Linked DNA regions of Homo sapiens: region 1 is linked to region 2. The links are chromatin loops, found by intact Hi-C in ENCODE. Cell type or tissue: gastrocnemius medialis. All regions are shown on one strand. Links, peaks and the distances in the headings refer to the core of each region. The heading gives the core; the rest is flanking DNA. Region 1 has its middle 19 kb from the start of LINC01335. Region 2 overlaps LINC01331 (long intergenic non-protein coding RNA 1331).

Evidence for each region. Peaks named below come from ENCODE experiments on the same cell type or tissue, not always from the same donor. Only the 100,000 strongest peaks of a DNase experiment are listed, where the experiment ranks them.
Region 1: it touches region 2 in a loop (2.4-fold over the local background); 1 of 110 quality-filtered maps calls a loop at or near these places.

What each region holds. Positions count from the first base shown.
Region 1 is chr5:74,284,467-74,294,195 of GRCh38, reverse strand. No RefSeq gene overlaps it. Among named protein-coding and RNA genes, the nearest start is that of LINC01335, 19 kb to the left of the region's middle. In gastrocnemius medialis, for the core only: no CTCF peak of the experiment used is centred there; a DNase peak (open chromatin) is centred at 5,195; H3K27ac peaks cover 4,573 bases.
Region 2 is chr5:74,399,769-74,409,497 of GRCh38, reverse strand. The region is part of intron 2 of LINC01331 (long intergenic non-protein coding RNA 1331); the gene reads left to right. Among named protein-coding and RNA genes, the nearest start is that of LINC01333, 83 kb to the right of the region's middle. In gastrocnemius medialis, for the core only: a CTCF peak has its summit at 4,439; a DNase peak (open chromatin) is centred at 4,377; H3K27ac peaks cover 3,752 bases.

The DNA of each region.
Region 1 (9,729 bases), core at 468-8,467, 120 kb after region 2:
CAGGTTGAAACCAACTTTAAAAAGAAGCAGGGACCCTTTCTCTGAGACTAGAGGGGATTAATGAAAGATGGGTGGTGAGATGAATGAGCTAGGAGGTTGACTGGGTTGGAACAAGAGACGAATGGAATTATACTAAATAGAATAGATGTGTCTGAAGAAAGGTAGCAACAAGAATGATAAGTTCCTGAACCACAAGCCACATTAAGCCAGATATGGTTCTGTTTTCTCAATCTAAGGCTTGAGCTGGTCTTAAAACTCAGCTGGGCCTGAGACTAGACCCAAATAGTTTCGGTTGGCAGGATTATTAGGCTGCCCAGGATCAATAAATATTAGAATGTACACATTGAGAAACATTCTCAATCAGCTGATATTTATGGAATGACCTCTATGTTTAAAAGCATTATAAATTCTTGGGAAACCGATTTTCCCAACTTGCCTTCATGTGTAAATTTAATCCCACCCTTAGCCTGTGGCATAAACTGGTGCAAATACAGAAACGTGGATTAGAAATGGTTACATGCTAGTCCCTGGCCTTCTCAAGATTGTGTTTATAGATGTTTATACTTTGTTAGAGTTGGCTTTGGTAATAAGCACATCATATAACAAAGGGACTCAGCCTCTAGCAATCTGGCTTGGCAACACTGAGAGCCAATTAATTAGAAGTTAATTTAATAACACTGCTTTTAAATCATCCACGTGATATGACAGGATTCTGGAATTTTTGAAGCAATAGGCATTGTCTAGTGAAAATGCAGGTATGCGTGTATTTAACAGTGTGGGTGTGACGGCATGGGTATTCAAGTGTTCTATAAACCTTTCCCAGTGGTTGGAGCACTCCTCTGTGTTTGGGAACTGAGAATGGCTGATTTCTTCCCAGGGAGTCTTGTTGGTGTGAGAACTGCTTGGCTTACGTGGCTGGATCTCATATGAGGTGGATGTTGAGGTGGTGGGAAACAGAGGAAGAAGGTTTGTACGAATGCTGCAAAGCCATGTGTCCCACATCAAATCTAAAAGGCACTGGACCAAGGCTGCCCTCATTTGCCCCAGGAGCTAGCAATAGCTCACTGGTATTTGCCTCCTTGGAGGCATCTGAGAGTTGGCTTCTTAAATATTTAGAAGCAAATACTTGGAACTTGGCTAAAGTATTTCTGGGTCTTGTGTTCCAGCCTGCACCACGGTTTATACAGGAGGGTCTTTGCAGCCAAAATCTGAGCTTGCAGAGGCAGCGTCAAAACATACTTTCACATCTTCAGACTCCACACACCTTTGGCATCTTAAAGTAGGCATTTGTTTTAAAATGGCAAATGACATATCATGAACTTCAAAAAAATTCATCATGTAACTAATAAAAATTTGGCATAGTTCCTCTGGGAAGCAGAGTACGGAATGCAGGTGCCTGGGGACACATACTCCACAATAAGATCCTCTAAGTCTGTAAGCTCCATTTTTTTTTTCTTAAGGAAAGAAAATAGAAACATTGAGCTAGAGGAGATCGTTAGAGGCCATTTAGTTTACCCTAGTGAAAAGTAAGAAGAAACAGCTTGCACATTACAAGTGCCCCTCTTTCCAGACTAGCCCAGGACCTGGATGGAGAAGGAGCTCTGTCAGTGTTTTCTGAATGATATATCAGAAATGTAGACTGCTGAATGCTACTAATATTGGATGAAAATATCTCCAAGTTTCCTATCAGTTAAAGCAAACAAAACAAAACAAAACAAAAATGCTATATTCACGAGTTCTTGTTTTTAAAAAGCATGCTGTTTCACAAAGAGAAATGTCCTGAGTGCTGAGAGCAATTTATTGCATGGGTTATTCTATGATGGGCATGGTAACAACTAGCTATAAATGTGGCTGTTTCTCACAGTGGCTCTTAATAAAAACACTGAACATGATCTGAAGTCATAATGATGTGAAGGGATTCTAAAGAGAATTTAGTAGTACAGTTTGGCTATGTAGGTCTTTGGTGGTTTGATTCGAAGGATTAACTGGCTGACTGGTGGCATTTCTTCCTGAGTACCTAGCCTGGATGCCAGGGAGGACCCAAAGCCACATGATCAACATAGGGCACAATCAAGGATGCTCATCTTGCTCAAATATAAGAAACGAAGGAGAGAAAATGTTGAGCATTTTAACTGGTATTTTAAAATTCTACATGTTAAAATAAACATGGATAGATTATGATGTATGGTATATAACAAACAATCAAGAGGAGATATGTATATATATATACACACACAAATATATATATATCTATATATATAAATTTATTATTATTATTTTGAGATGGAGTCTTGCCCTGTCACCCAGGCTGAAGTGCAGTGGCACGATCTTGGCTCACTGCAACCTTCGCCTCCCAGGTTCAGGCAATCCTCCTGCCTCAGACTCCTGAGTAGCTGGGACTACAGGTGCATGCTGCTGCACTCAGCTAATTTTTATATTTTTAGTAGAGCTGGGGTTTCATCATGTTGGCCGTTTTGGTCTGGAACTCTTGACCTCAGGTGATCTGCCTGCCTTGGCCTCCCAAAGTGTTGGGATTACAGGCAGGAGCCACCGTGCCCAGCCAAGAATATTTTTATGATGAAATCTCTTTGAAAAAATTTCTTTTTTCATCAGGTCACTTCAGGCTATACCTATAGATGTTGTGATAAATATATTCTCTGCTGACCCTGGGAACGATTTGATGGAAAACGCTGAAAACCCTCTTAAATATATTCTTTTATGTGAGCTTTTAATAGGAGTTATATGGCTGACAATTCAAATTTGGGGTCCCCAATCAGACCTTAAAGAGTAGACTTTGTAGATTAAGAAAGGAACCCCAGATCTTTGTCCTAAGCAGGCAGGCAGAAAAAAATGAGATTTTGTTGTTAAATGAACACATCCCCCGTCTTTTTTCTGAGCAAAAAAAGCTTTATTCCAGCCAACACACAAATGCTAGCATACCTAGGCACGCCTGGATGGAGAAATAGGTGAGCTGTGAGTTATAGATCCTATTCTAGTTTAAAAATCTATGTGATTTAGTGAAGGGTTTTGCATTTGCCTGCAATAGTCTTTGCTGTCATTTTAACCTTTACACTAAAAATGGGTCTTCCATTGAATTACTTTGAGTTATTGCCAGGGTTAAAGAGCAGCACTAGAGTTTCAAGCATGGTAGAGGCTTCTGTTTAAAATGGGGAACAAGTTTCATTCCAATCCAGGGACACAAAGACAGCAGAGTTTGCTGATTTTTATTACTGTGGCAGCTCCTTTGTAAAACTTCCCATCCCTTCTCCAGCGGTTTCCTGTCACATACTTGGAATAAAACTCACAGTCTTGCCCATAGTCCACAAGGACCTATGGGATCTGTGCCCTTAGTCCCTCACTCACTGTCTGGCTTGCTCCTCTCTAGCCATGGTGGCTAATGGCTCCTCATGTCCACCTCTGGCTCAATGCTCCACCTGGTGCCTCTTCCCCAGACACCAATAACATTGATCTCTCACCCTCAAGTACCTGCTCAGTTTTAACCTTCTCTCTGCAGCCTTTCCTGATGCATCATCCCTGTTCCCTTAGCCAGCCTGTTTTTTCCTTCAGAGCACTTATCACTACCTTTATATATTTCTTTGATGATTTGGTTTATTGTCTATCTTTCCCTAGTAGAATACAAACTCCACAAGGGCAGAGAATTTGTCTGTTTTGTTCACTGCTATATTCCATTATCTAGAACAAGACCTTGCCCAGAGTATAGACTCCATAATTATTTTGGAAAGAATAAGTTAATATTTAATATTCTGTTCATCTTAGACGATCAATGGCCAGAAAGAGGCCACTGTATGAAGATTGGCGGCCTGTGGTCAGTGTCACATGACTAGTAACAGCATTTGTGTGGTGAGAAGAGGCAGGGGAATAATGAGTTGAAACATTTTTAAATCTCCTCTTACGGGAGAAAATTCTGGAGAATCAGGATCTTTAAGGAGGATGCTAGAAATAGAATATGGTAGAGCCAATTAGTACCTTGGGAGATGGTTCTGAGACTTTGCATCACCAGGGATCTCTTTTTAAAATCTCTCCCATATATTTTGTCAGATCTTTCTATTAAAACCCTAAACTTTTTCAGTAGTTCATTGATAATTTTCACTTTTGTTAGGTAAAGTCATATGCAGCTGCCAATTAGAATGCCAGACAGATTGAAGTAAAATAATCAGAATATCATGAGACTATGAGATAATTTCTTCCAAAAGCAAGGGCAGAGCTGGTGCAGCCTCAGCTCCAATAATTAGGTGCTCCCCACTGGACTCTCCAAGATTTTAAAAATAGCTCAAGGGCCCCCTTGAGCTATTTAGCTCAACGGAAATGCTGTGACTTGCCCAAGATGACATAGCAATTTATTGGCAACATTAGGCCAGAATCCTGGTCCTGTGACTCCCATGTTAGTGCTCTGGTGTATTAAAGGTATAATTTCCCATGGAGCCTACTCATATGGTAGCTCTGTTTGAGTTATGTACTTAGAGGCCAAGGCAACAATAGCTCTTATGTTGATTAAAGATATACTATATCTGTGCCAGATGATTTTCCTAAATTTGATCCAATTCTCAGAATAACCTTTATAATAGGTGTCACTACCCTCATTTTACTACAGAAGAGTCACAGAGGCCGAGTGATGTGTTCAAGGGTTCACAGCTAGAAAGTAGCAGAGTCAGAACCTGAACCTGGGTTTTTCTGCTTTGAAGCCCGTATGTTCTTCCTTACACCTTGCTGTCAACATACCCAGAGCCAGGTTCCTGTCCATGATTCATCTGTTAAGAGGTTATGCCCTGGAGCTATGATAATTTTCGATTATTTGGATAATGGAACCCTTCTCCCAAGTTGGTAGCTTCCCCAGAACACTGACTTTGTAATTCACTGCTTTCTGCACCACTGGGAGAAAAGAAGACAGTTCGTAGGAAAAATGTTGAGGAAGGTGGGTGGAGGAGCCTTCAGAGAAGGATGATCTCTCAAACTTAGGTTATTTCTATCATCACCCAAATCCTTACAATATTCCACAGCTTTTCTATCTCCTTCTATAGTTCATCCTCATCCTGTATACACATAGTGTATTATTTGTGTCACCATGACCTGGAAATCTTTCTGTCTGGGAATCACATTTCCTGGCTATTTTTAAAGATTACAGAATTTTCTCTCTCCTATGAGCTGCCTCTGTGAGCATTGGCAGATGGGGAGCATCTTGAGCCGTGGTCACAAATGTTTAGAAGCTCTAAAGGTCATGTCTATTGCCTAATGAATATTTGGTTTCTGATAATGGACTTGTGACAAACACCTATCATTTGAATACTAATTACAGTGATTTATATTGAATTCTCATTGGCTGTCTTATGAGATGATGTTCCGGAAAGTCCCTGGTGGGTGAAAGACATGGAATCATGTCTGGCATTGAGATGTTAAAAGGAAAACAGTACACTTTGTTCTTTTGGCGAGCTCCCATTTAACTGACAAATCTGTTGAGCTGGAGAAGCTTTGTTTAAGTAAGAAATAAGGAATGATTTAATTCATGTAACAGTCTAAATATGATATTTCCAAGACAGGCTGGGGGATGTCTGACCTCTTTTCTCTAAAGAAGAAAGTGTAGTCTGGTGGGAAAAGCATGAACTTTACAAACAGAGAGACCTGGATTTTTAATTCCAGGGTCACTGTTCATTATTATTATTGCTGTTGTAAGTTATAATAATAACAATAGTAATATGTCTGTCTTAGCTGATTTTCCTAAATTTGATCTGATTCTCAGAATAATCTTTATAATAGGTATCATTACCCTCATTTTACTAAAGAAGAGACACGGAGAGTTTACATTGCACATATAGGTAGTATACTAAATGCTTGCCTGAATTATCTTAATTATTACAACAATCCTATGACTTATTATCAAATAGTATTAGTCATCTCTATTTTACAAGTGAGGGGACTGAGGCTTAGTGTATCGGTCAGGGTACTGGGAGGAAATAATTGAATTCAGATGATTCCAATAAGGAAACTTTAAAGAGATGACTCCTTGTAGAGGTGGGGCAGGGATAAGGGAACCAGCAATGGATGTTGAGGCACCCAGAGACTGCAGCCTTGGCACACTGTTACCACCCCTAGTGCTGGAGGGACAACCGAAGGGAAGAGTGAGTGGTGGCATGTTGCGGGGGGTCAGGGGGCTGCCTGGTGGGAGCTGACATACAGGGATGCTGCAACAGCCGGAAACGTGTACCAAGTCAGGGAGAAGCGCAGAAGAAATGCCTCAACCTTTGTCTCCTCCTCCCTCTGATCTATCTGTGCTTCTTGTTGACTAAACCCAATGGGAAGCCAGAGGGCAAGAGAGAGTGATGATGCTTTGCAGATCAATCCCAGGGCATAGGCAGATTAGAGGATCAATGCGTTCAGAGTGTCTTTATCCTGAAGAAACAGGATGGACCCCATTTGGTTTGGATATTGAAACTGATGATGCCACACATATGCCAAGAGGGTATGAAAGGCTTAACTCACATAACGAGGCTTTCTGGGAAGAGCATGGCAGCCCCTAAGCAGGTTCAATAATAGCTTAAGAGAGCAAGGAAAGGAGACTAATATGGCAGGGTGAGGGTTCTCATACATGGTTTAAAATTCCAGCCCATACCAAAGAGAAAGTACCCAGGCTTTCTAATCAGCTTGTCAAGATGGGGGCTGGGGGTGGAAGAAGAGGGAGGAGTGAGTCTTACAGGCTGTCAGCAGTCAAACATCAAAACTGGTGTTAGATCCATTCTAACAAGGTGGCAGATGGAGATTAAGCAGCAGAGAGAGATTCGATGGAGATTAAGCAGCAGAGAGATTCATTAATTAATGATTAATAACTTTATCATTAAGTGATTAATAGTTAATCATTTGGTTTTCAACCCAAGTCAGTCTTTGGCCAAAACTTGTGCTTTTAACTATCACAGTAACTGACTTTGTGACCTTGAGCAAATTACTTAATCTCTCTGAGCCTTGACTTTCTCATCTACAAAATGGAGATAGTATCTGCATGCCTGACACACAGCTGGTGTTCCGTTTATGGCAGTTACGATTGTTACCCTTTTGCTTCTGCTGCAGTTGTTACTGTTCTGGAAAGCCTGGTGTTCTAGTGTCTCTGAGAAAAGTCTGGCACAGATTTGACTCCTATTTCTCTAAGCAGCATACCCTGTGACACCAAGCTATTACCTTTTTCTTAAGACCAGGTTGAGAGACTCATCTTACCAAGTCAATCAACAGACAAGTTTAACATCTGTCTCCCTGGCATATGTCAGAAAAGAAGGCTGCACAGCCTTCAATCATTCAGATGCCACCATGATGTAATGGAGTTGCTGAGAAGTGAAAGGGGCCTCTCTTACTTCATCCTTGGCTATTAACTCTGGAAGATTGTCTTTCTAAGATGCCAGGAAAAGAAGGATGTGAGATGGGCAGATTTGTTGTCCAGTGTTCCTTTAATGTCATGTGGTTCTAGAATCTTCCATTTATTTAACACTACTCCAGTTCATCTACCTCATGGACTAGGAGGTGCTTTGCACGTAGTATCTCCTTGATCAATCTTTGCTGAATTAAAGACTGATTTTTTGAACCAATGGCATGCCAACTAAGCTACTGATGGCTTATGTGTTTTTTTTTTAAATGCACCTAACAAAATAAATTATAGTGAAAGTTTCAGATAGAATTTTGCTGGCAGCTACCTTTTCACATGTGGGAACTGAAATCACTTGTGAAAAATCCCAGGTCCCCAGACTTCATGCAAACAATTGATCAATTAGTTGATGACACCAACCCACAGCGTGGGGATAGGTATGTACCAAGCCTGCAAATGCCAATTCTTCCAGCCAGGGGACTGGGGCTGTTAGTTAAAGATAATCTGTCAAAAGGCTGTAATAGGAACTTTTTGGGGGATTTCAAAAAATCATCACTGAAAAAAAGAAAAATCCTGGCATATGTCCTTTAGCCAGCAGTCCTGTTGTGGATAAGAACAGATGCTACCCTGGCTAAATAAAAAGCACAACATGAGTCTTTTTCTTCCTGCTTTTTAAACCAGAAAACACCATCCATTGCAGGCCAAAACAAGACAGGTGGCATCCATTCGAATTGGAAATGAGGTGCTGAGATAATAGACTGTGGGATCCACCGTGGCCAGCCTTGAGGGAGTGGCTCCCTGTCAGAGGCTCATTGTTTTTCTCTTTTAGTGAGCAGGCTGTATAAAATGTACAGCTCCTGATGCCACTTTGATTCCATAAATTGTATTAATTGTTCTTTTGTGTGCCCTCCTTTGCACAATTTGCTTTTGATGAACCACGAGTGCTCATTGTGACTGTGCAGGGCTGCCTCGAATGGAGACCCTGGGCTTCCTGTGAAGCAACATGGGAACAAGTGGTTCTATGTGGGATGATTCCCAAAGCGTCTGGAGAGTTCTGGAAGTGCCTGTGCCACCTCCCTGGCACAGCCCCCTGTGTATGGGAAGCATTAGGGCCAGGGAGTGTAGAGTTATAGTTTATGGGTGAAGACAGCTATAGAAGCTTCAACCACCACTTGTCTGGAAAAGGCAGAATTGTGGGGGGGTGGTGGTGGGGTTCAGGTGGGCTATGGGCCTCTCTGTCCTCCTCATTATAGGATGACACTCTCAGCTGTCCCTGGCTACTCTGTTCTCCCAGTCCCTTGCTTCCTACAAAGTAGGGTGGGGAGGTTTGGGGGCTGGGGGACAAGACCTATGTTTCACATTTTCCCCCTTTCATACTGTTTCTCATCTTTATATCCTCAACCCCCCCCCCCAAAAAAAAACAATAAAGTGCCATGCTTTCTGGCACTCAGGGCTCAGTGAGGGGTTCCTAAATTGAAGGAAAGCTCTGAGTTAAAGCATTAATGTCTCTCCGTGGATTAGTCTATTTACCAACCTGGCTAACGGTAGCTTTTGTATTTTTACAACATAGCTGTGCTTATAACCAAGGTAGGGTAGGGTCAATTTCAGTCATCATGAAAGAGCTGGTTTGGGAGCTATTTGGGAGCAGGAAGTATCTTTCCATTTTCAAAGCCTCTCAAATTAAGCCACGAAGAGCCCGTATTAGGCAGTGTGGCCTCATGGGAAAAGAATGGAAAGATGATGGGTATAAAGAGGTCCAGTGTTTCCGTATCTTTTGATCCAGGAGTTGCAGCTCTAGGAATCTGTCTTAAAGAAGAAATATTCAGATGCAGACAATGCTTATGCATGAAAATGTTTATTGCAGTGGTATTTTTTCCTGCTGGAAGATTAATTAGTCTAAGAGCTAGTCACATAATCCTTTTGAGTGAGAAAGCTGCCTTGAGTCAGGTGACAACTTCTGGGGTAAAGCTAAGGCTTCATGAATATGCCTGATGAAGCCTATGAAGATGAGTGTCTGGTGAGGGACAGGAACTGGACAAAAAGATAACAAAAGTATTCTGTCCATGATGCTTACGGTTATCGAGGGTTTAGGAAGAGACGATAGAACAGACAGAGGGGAGAGGATGAGGAACAGAGCATCAGGAAGCAGGGTGGCATAGGAGCTATTTAGAAATGTCAGGGTTTGCTGGGCAAATTGAAGGAGTGTGTGGCCTGCTGGCATCTATCTGTATAAGTTTATTTGAATGAGGGAAAGATAAAGGAAAAAGGAGAAAACCTGGGTGGGGAAGACAAAGTGGTACCCACCTGGTCCATGGGCAGACCTCATGGGCCTAAGAAGAGAGGTGATTTTCCCGGAGGAAGTTTAG
Region 2 (9,729 bases), core at 741-8,740:
GACTTCCATCTGGCCCAAGCCACCAGCCTAAGCCAAGAGAGGCCTGGACCCTGCAAATGGATGGCAGAAAACCCAGGCTCAAGCTGAGATCCTCTGCACAGGCATGGTCTCTGGTTCCTGATTTTGAAATAGTAATTGGAAGACCTGGCTGCCGGCCCTCTGCTGTCTGTTTTCTTTCTGATTATAGGGCTCACCAAACTCTTCCGAGAGAAAAAGCATACATTTTGAAATATTGAGTTTTGACTCTCTGTGAAGGCCTGCAGAGGGATGTCAGGGATACCTGAATGGTTGCTGTCTGTTGCCTTTGGCCTCTGCTGTGTCACAGCTGTAACCCTGCTTGGGCATTACCTGAAAAATCTCAGAAGCGTAGTCTTCTACAGATTTCTGGCTATCTTCCGACAGATTCAGAATTTAGTGTGATCTGAGTTGGTAAGATTTTCCTAATTTCAACTTTCACATCAAGATGGTATGCAGCAAATTCTACGTGATAATTATTAAGGATAGAGCAGATTTCAGCTTTGTGACTAGAAAAATACAATCCAGTCTATTCATATCTTGAAAAATTTCGAGAAATTTTCTCCTGTGCAGAAGAAACCAACTTCAGAAGTCACGAATGTGTTAGACAAAGATAAGAGCCAAATCTAAGGTCAATAAAATATTTACTCTGACAGCTGTCAAGTTTGCATTTGTTTAGAACCTGAAGTTATCTGTCAGTTGTCTATGAAATTCACTGCTTTAGCTTTCAGTTTCCCAGATTCTCTTCTATTTGTTACCATTTTTTTTTCTAGCTTCCTTTCTTCAAAATTCACCCACCATCTCTCATAGCCCCACTCCCATTGTGATTTCATCTTTCCCTGTGTCCTCAGAGGTATCAGAGATGCGGCAAGGCAGGCTGTACAGTGCTTGGTGCCGTGGAGCATTTTTTACAGCAGGTTCTGCAAAGTTGACTGTAGATTTAAAGCAACCTTTACATCCTATCTGAAGTGAGTTGATTTATGAGTCAGTGTTTGGTAAGTACTCAGAGATCCTTACATTAAATGCAAGATCCAAGTGCACCGTATTATTGCTTCACTTATTTGTCTTTTGTAAAGCACCTGGTACCATGACAATATTCACTAAATAAATAACAAATGAAACACACTTCCTTCTCTATTTTAATAATATACTATTCATGCAATTTTTTTTCCCAGAACAAAGGATCATTGTACGGAGTTGCTCTGCCAATATTAGGCTGATATCTTATTGCAGGCAGAGTGAAGAGATAAAATGGCATGACACAGGAAAACTGATAAAGTTTCTTTTCAAAACAAAGGAGAACAAGGCAATAACACAAAATATGATAAGCCAAGAAATGATTCAATAGAATTAATACAAATATGAATGTAGTTCCCTTGATATTTTAATGCTTCTCTCAGTTATAAAACAATACCCACATGCCCAGAGGAAAATTCAAATTATAGTTTCTTGATCAATTCTATGTTGTTTTTCTTTAAAAAAAAAAAAAATCTGTTGTCTTCTGCTATGATTCTGTCCTTAGGAAATCATACCAGAGATGTTTAACAGAGAGCAGAACCATTGCCAAACATTTCTAGTGGGAACTGAGCTACCAGATATTTTCCTCAAATTATAGAAAATTGCCATTTGTAAAGTCCACATTATATTTAGCTTCTTAATTTAGGATTAAACATCTGTAACTTATTGTTAGGACATCCGGAGAGTTTGCAAAATTCTATAATAGGAATATTGTCTCTTTCTTTAGTCCCATGGTGTCTCCAAAGAAAGTTGTTTTGGTCCCATTTGTAAAGATTTACTGATGGTCAAAGGAACCACTATGTAATTTTAGAGTAAAAAAATTGCAATGTAATTTTGACATGTTTTCACCCCAAACTGCCACCAGTTGACCAAGGATTCTGATGGTGGTCACCCTTTAAGCTGCCTGACGTACCCAAGCTGGGATCCAGTGGAACAGAAGGGGCAACTTTATCTCTTTCCCCAAGGGCTTCAGCTGGAGACCAAGATGCCGCAATAACACAAGCCTTGGAGAAATTTAGGAATGGCCATGATTTCCCCCTGTAGGCTCCACTAACAGTCAACTAGGAAATAGTACAACTTATTCTTAAAACATTAAAGAATGGACAGTGATCTTTTAATGACTAAATTTAGCTGAGGGGCTTAGAATTTCTGAATGATCAAGGGCAATGTAATAGAACTTGAGTCTTGCATTTACAAGCTTTTCAGATTAGCTTTAGTTCAGTTTCTTCAAATATGGTCAAGGAAAGCTTCTGAGAAGACACCACATTAAAGCTGAGCTGTGAAGGATGATGAAGATGATATAGGAATAAAATTCAAGAGGAGGTTTTCTGGCTAAAGGAGTAGAGTGGGTAAAGCAAAGCAGTGGGAAAGGACATGTGCGTTTAAATATTCGTCAGAGCTCCCCAGCGGCCCTGGAGGTACACATGAGGCTGGAAACATGTTACAACACTCTGTTCTCCCAAACTATTGGCATTGATGTTATTTCCCCTGGAAAGCCTTCTCTGAAACTGGATCAAGTGCCCTTTCTCTGCTTCTGGATCCCTCTGCCCTTGTTCCAATTTAGTTCTTAGAGCAATACATGCATTTATTTATTTTTTCTTATTTGACTTCCTCTCTCTGGTTTAAGCTCTTTAGAGGAGGGTCCTTGTCTTGACCACTTCTGCCTTCTTACTGCCCTAGACAATGCTTGATAGGTGCTCAATGAATATTTTTTGAACTGAATAAACAATGCAAACTGTTCCTTAAAAGATGCTTTTAAAATGTTTTAAATTTTGTTCAAAGGCCTTAGACTAATTGTTTTAAAGGCATAAACCATGTATTAATAATGAATGTGAATATATTTTATAGTTAAACTATTAAAATAAACTTACTCTAGACCATTATAGAAAGAACAGAATGCAATACCAGATGGGTACCTTTTGGATCCACCTGAAGGATTTCAGCTGTCAAATTGCTAAAAGTACCTCTTTATAAAGGAGTTTCATCTATGTGATAAATTGCTCATACCAGGGACTATTAAGATAGCAATACAGTAAGTCCTCACTTAACACTGTTGATAGGTTCTTGGAAACTGCAACTATAAGCAAAATAGTGTATGACGAAACCAATTTTACCATAGGCTAAATGATATAAACAAGAGTTAAGTTCCTACAGCATATTTTTGGTCTCAAAACATCGAACTTCCAAATAAACACCAATATACTTTGGATATTAAGCATTGAAATAAATTTGAGTTATACATAGATTTAAGATTAATACAAACAAGCAAGATAATTGTTCAACTGCTTATTCCAGTTCAGGGTCGACAGTGGCCAGAGCCTATCCCAGCAGCTTGGGGCACAGGGCAGACACCAACCCTGAACAGGACACTTTCCCATTACAGGGTGCACTCACTCACCCACCCACACTCACTCAGGGACAATTTAGACACACCAATGAACTGAATGTGCATATCTTTGGGATATAGGAGGAAACTGCAGGACCCAGAGAGAACTCACACAGATACGGGGAGAGCATGCAAACTCCACAAAGACAGCGGCTCTGGGGAGAAATCTATTTTTTTCCTTCTCATCAATGTTATAACGAAATAATATTGAATGAAACATTATTTGAAGACCTGCTGTTGAAGTGGGTAGAACCCCTATAATCTGCCCGGGAAAGACTGTGTTGGAGAGAACTTGGACTTGGGGTCAGAAAACATGAGACAGCTCTGGAAATGGCTATGGGAACCTGAGAAGCTATTCAGGCCCTGATCTTCAATTTCATATCCACACACTCTCAAACAGAATATCAGCTCTGCTTGCTTTGCAGAGTTGGGAAGATAAATTAAGATAATGTAGATGTGAGATAATAAACTACAAAGAATTCTCCTTTTTATCATAATGGTGCAAGAAACAAGTTGAATTGATATCTCAAATCCTAGAATGTCTTTTGTTCACAAGTTCAATAACATATTCCAGACCTTAGGACTTTTGATTTGATAAGGAATCCGTTGATTGTACCCTTACCTCTTTCTAACCTGATAAGGAAAGGAATATAAATCACCAGTAAAGGAATGTAGGGTTATAAAATTTATCCTTGGCAGGACACTGTATACCCTCTGGTATTTAACACCAAATCCCAGAGTCAGATTCAGCCTCCAGGTAGTTTTTGTGTAGAGCTTATTAATAACTGCATGGAAATATCCAATGGCAGGTTCTGGCCACAGTTAAGTTGAGTGCTGGCTGGACAGATGAGCTCTGCTCTCCAGCACATTTCTCCCATTCTCTGCTCTTTTCCAGGATGTCAGGGGGTGGCTTTTGCCAACATGTTGAAAGGCCTGGCCAGTTTTCCTTCAGTGCTGCTCAGACTAGGTTACAGGGAGGGTTGGCATGTTCACCAACTCTATTTCTACACTGACTGTTCTGACAAAATTTAAACCTGATAGGGATTTGTCACTCCCTGGTGGCCCTTTGCCTTAGTTTATGACAGGCTTATTATCTTTGATCTTCCAAACCCAGGGAGTAGAGGATGGGTGTTTGATTTCATATACCAGGTACCGTCGACTTTAATTATCTTCTTGAAATCCGTCCAGCATGCAGGGATGAGGAACTGAAGTCCCAAATCACCCTGTAGTTTGGACAGTCTCTAAAACCAGAATGTGCATATATAGTTTAGTTATGCAGTATTTGTCAGGAAAATGCCATATTTTGCTGAGTTGTGATTTTCTGATATGCCCCATTTTAAATTAGACCTTTTTGTGTGTGTGGTTGATTTATAATTCTGACAGAGAAATAGCTATAAAATATAAAATATGTAACCAGCCAGGGCTGGAACACAGCCATATAATTTCTCCATTTGCTCTGCTGAAGTTGGTCATATGTAAATCCTCTTCTTTGCTTGGTGGCAGAGTCCATGGATGGGAAAACTGGAAGAACATTGTAGAGTGGGAGTTAGTCATATCATGTTTAACAGCATTAAGAGTCAAATATTTTTTCTCAATTTCAAATAATTTCTCTCTTAAATTTTGGTTAGTTACCTGGGTCCTGAACTAAATATCATTTAGTTCAGTCAACTGTGGAATTAGAGCTTGACAAAAAAATATATAGCCAGGCGGCCAGGCGCCCTGGCTCATGCCTGTAATCCCAACACTTTGGGAGGCTGAGGTGGGTGGATCACAATGTCAAGAGATTGAGACCATCCTGGCCAACGTGGTGAAACCCCATCTCTACTAAAAATACAAAAATTAGCTGGGCGTGCTGGCATGTGCCTACAGTCCCAGCTACTTGGGAGGCTGAGGCAGGAGAATTGCTTGAACCCGGGAGGCACAGGTTGCAGTGAGCCAAGATCACACCACTGCACTCTAGCCTGGTGACAGAGCAAGACTCTGTCTCAATATATATATATCTATATCTGAATCTGTAAAATTAAAATGGTGATATCTGTCCTATCAGCCTCATGGCCAGGGAGGGAATCCTATGGTGGGAGGGTGTAGTGGGTAGGGTGTATAAAACAGAAGGCTCTCCAGAGACTGTAATGTTCTATAAATGTAGTGTATTGTCATCACTTGGCCCACAAATACAGATATTTGAGAAACTGATAAAATGCGGTTGAAAAGGAGGCATTGTGTTGTGCCCAGAGACATCCTGTGGCTCATGGGGAGGGGATAGCCATCATAGGCTGCCATATGGACCTCAACTTACAGGCCCCCATGGGGACAGAAGCCATAACCTTAATTTTGGAGATTGGTTCAGTGTAGGAACCACATTCAAAAGTCTTCCATGTATAAATTCAGAGAAAGTGATGAGCAAAAAAGTTAGAAGCCGGTGGAGTGATGATTAGACATGCATTTATTTGCTGTACTCTAATGTGGGGTTTGAAAAAACTGGTAGACTCTAACAACTTTGTCAAGATGCCCTTCCCAACTTAAACCATTCATTTCCTCTTTCTTTATCCCTTACACTCCAACTGTGGAGCAGCCTGTGGCTTAGCCAGCAGCCAGGCATGGAATGGGGGTGGGGGGTTTGGGTGTGGGAATGAGTGTGCCTATTCTTGGAAGCTGGAGTCCGGGGTTTGAGTCTAGACTGCACCTCTACTGAGTAACTCGGAAACCATGGACTATCTAATCAATGCAGTTTGCCTGCTTCATTTATTGTGAAGCTCTAAGCAAAAGCTCTACAGAAACTGTAGAGTCAGCCATGTAAACTAATATTATTATTACTATGTACATCAATGTGCATGAATGTGTGTTTATCAATGAAATAAGCAGAAGGGAGAAAGGACGCCATATTACATTTTTACAAATTGGCTGCCTAATTTGCTTCTTAGTTAAGCACATGTCAGAATGCTTGGCTGCCTAGTTGTGGTTGTGAAGGATGTGTCTAGAAGTTACTGATCAAAATACACCCAAGAGCTCTGCCCTGGCTGCAGAAAGGGAGGCAATCTTCCACTGGTGATTTTCACACTTTATATTTAGCAAAAGTAACTTTTTTCAAAAGTCTGTTTGATTGTCAAGAAGCTTTTCAAAAACATCTTCTGTAGGAACAAAAAGACCAAACCTTCCTTCCTGCCCACTTCTACCCATAGGCTCTCTCTCAGTTCTTTCTTCCCCTCCTCCTACGTGCTCTTTCTACCCTATTCTTGCTCTCCTACACGCCTGCTTACTGTGTATTTGTAGTCCAGAAGTGGCAGCTGCCCACACAGATGAATTCAGTGGGTCAAGGGAGACACTGTATCCATAGGAACCTGAAAAGAGCCAGGCAGCCTCTGCTGTCCAACCCACGTGTCTGTGATGTGGCCAGACTGGCTGATGAAGGAGTTTTGCTCCAGTTATGACACTTAGGAACAGACAGGGCAGAAACTGACAGCTTTGATCCAGACCCTGGGATGTAAAATGTGCCCAGCAGGAGCCATTGCGGGCAGTTGTCAATCACTTCCTCTTAACCTGCTCCTGGGATCCTGCCTCTGGCTCCAAGCTGAACACTCCTAGCTCCTGGCCAGGCTGGCTATGGTAGGTAAACTAGAAGAGAACCTGAACTGGGAGCTTATTTTTTCATTCAACAATGATCAAACATGTACTAAACACCAGATACTGTGTAATAGTATGTAGTAGTAATAGAGGAAATATTATATAATAGTAATAGAAGAAAACCCAAATAAATAAGATATGGTTCTTCCTTTTAAGAAGTTGACAGTTGAATGGGAAAGACAGAAATGCACACAAAAAATTATAATATGTGACAAGTGCTACTTCAGAACCAAGCATTGTGGGAACCACAGGAGGAAGTCACAACCTCTGCCCAGATGCAGGGAGGCATAAGAGAGGTGTTTTTTGGCCAGGGTTGTGAAAGATGACTCAGATTCTTCCACATGGAGGAGATAAGCATGGACATTTCAGGCACAGGAATTTGCAAGAAGAAAGGCAGCGGAGCATGAGGATGTTCAAGGAATTGTGAGTGTCTAATGTGGCCGAAGCAGAGTCTTCAGTGCGGGTGGGTGGGGCAAATGAGAGGGGACAGGTTGAATGAGTCACTTTGGAAAGGGGCTTGAGAGCAGTGCTAACGGGATTGGATGAAAAAAGGAGCCAAGGCAGATACTGTAAAAATACCTTTCATTATGAAAATCTAAGCCTGCAGAAAGTCTATTGCTGGTATTTATGCTAGTGACATCATCAAATCTGTGTTTTGGATGGGAGCTCTGGGGCAGTGTGGAAATGGACTGTTGTGGGAGGATGGGGAAGCTGAGTCAGGGAGGTCCATTAGATGGCTATTGAAAAGCTATAAGAAAGAAGTTACGAGAAGCCACAGTAAGGCAGAGGCAGGAGGACTGAGGAGCAGCTTAGTGGGGTGTTAGACACAGTAAGGCCCCAGGGACTGGTTGGGGAGAATGGTTTGGGGAGTCAGCAATTTTCTAACTTAATGGATGAGGTGGAGGGATAGGAGTGTGAGTAACCCATCTGGAGAGCCAAAGCCCAGAAGGAAGCTCTTGGGGAGGATGGGAGAGCTTCTGACTCTACTTTCCACTTAAGACAGCAGTTCTTTGTTAGCTGCTGAGTTCAAGGGCTCTGAATTGGGAAAGGCCAGGGGCTGAGCTCAGCAGGCCTGTATCTTGGGACTAACCTTTAAAATATTTGAAAACAGCTATTTAGCCCTCCCTTGGCTTTCTTATCACCAAAATAAAGCCATCTCAATTCCTTTAATCTTCCTTCCAGGGCCTTCAGTAATTTGGGTTGATCTGTTTTCTTTCCTCTCACTTAAAATGCAAAGCCCCAGGTTAAAATAACACATGAATATTTCTCAAGTTATAGATGTAATTATATTTTTTATGTTTGCTGTGTACTCTTTAGTGAATATTACTTTAATTCTCAGCTTTAACACTTTATACTTATTAAATATCTTCTTTTGCTAAGAAAAGTTTAAAATTTTTAATTCATTATTTTTCACCTGCTCACTAAATATTTCCTCCCAACAATATGCTTGCCAGCCCTCCCCTTGGTAATCAATGTCTTCTCAGGAGCCCCTGTGGTGAGCCTCCTCTTTTCATGACCTATTATTACAGAATTGCTACATTGCCATTGAAAGCAATGGCAAAAACTGCAATTACTTTTACACCAACCTAATATTTGGGTAAAGTTCCAGACTCTGATTTCATTAAGGAAGGACATCCCCCTGGCCAAATGTCAAATAAAGGAACAAACACAGCCTGTCAGTACAGTGGTGGTCTGGGGAAGTCTTCCAGGAGGTCCAAAGACTGAGTTTGCACTGGAAGAAGGACTGTGCTGGTATCTTGGAGTTATTTGTCAACATGGAGAGAAAACAGCTCATATTCTTAATTATGTTACAGTTGGAAAACATTGACTGAACAGTATCTGGCCTAATCATTTTAGGCCTTCTGAATACCCTGCCTGACAGGTGAAAGAAAAAGACATGGAAATTTTAGGAAGTCCTGAGTTTCATTCAAAGGTATTCATGAAGATGTTCCCTGACCCAGAGAATTCTTAATAGTTGGTCCTGCAGGTTACAGCTTGGAGGGATCTCCTTTCAGCCAGCCTTGCTCCTTCCAGAATGGTGCTGTCACTGATTCAAAGCCTCCTGGGCCAGAAGAAAGTGCCTAAGATGCACCTCCTTGGTCAGAAGAAGGTCCCTCCCCTGGGTCTTGCTACCTCCCTGGGCTCTACCAGCTCAACAAGGCCAAGTTCCTTCGCCGCATGGCCTTGGCATTCTGCTGGCTCCCTGGCACCTTTCCCTTTGCTGTCCAGGATTCTTTGATGCTTTCACTTTCTTTTTTCCTTTCTCCTTTCCTCCAGCCAGCCTTTCTCATCTAAACCATGTAACTCAGAAATATTTTTTAAAAATTCTCCCAAGGATGATAAATAAGTATCACTCTATTATAGAAGTTAATTCATTTGATACAATGGGCATTAAGGCTTAATTCTACTGTGGCAGTTTGGTTGAGAAAGACTGTTGGGACTATGGAATATTTTTTCACCATGGGGGCGGAGAAACTCTAGTCCCCTCAGTCTCACTTCTGTCACTGATGACAGTTGTCTCAAATATTCTGATTTTGTTGGGAATTCTCTCTGATCTATTAATACCAAGGGCTTAGGTTTTTAATAAATGTTAGGGAGAAAGAGACTCTCAGTGTTCCTCCCATGCAAACTCCTTCCCTGATACAATGGGCTCAGGATTTTACATTGGGGAATTTCTTGAATTGGGGAAG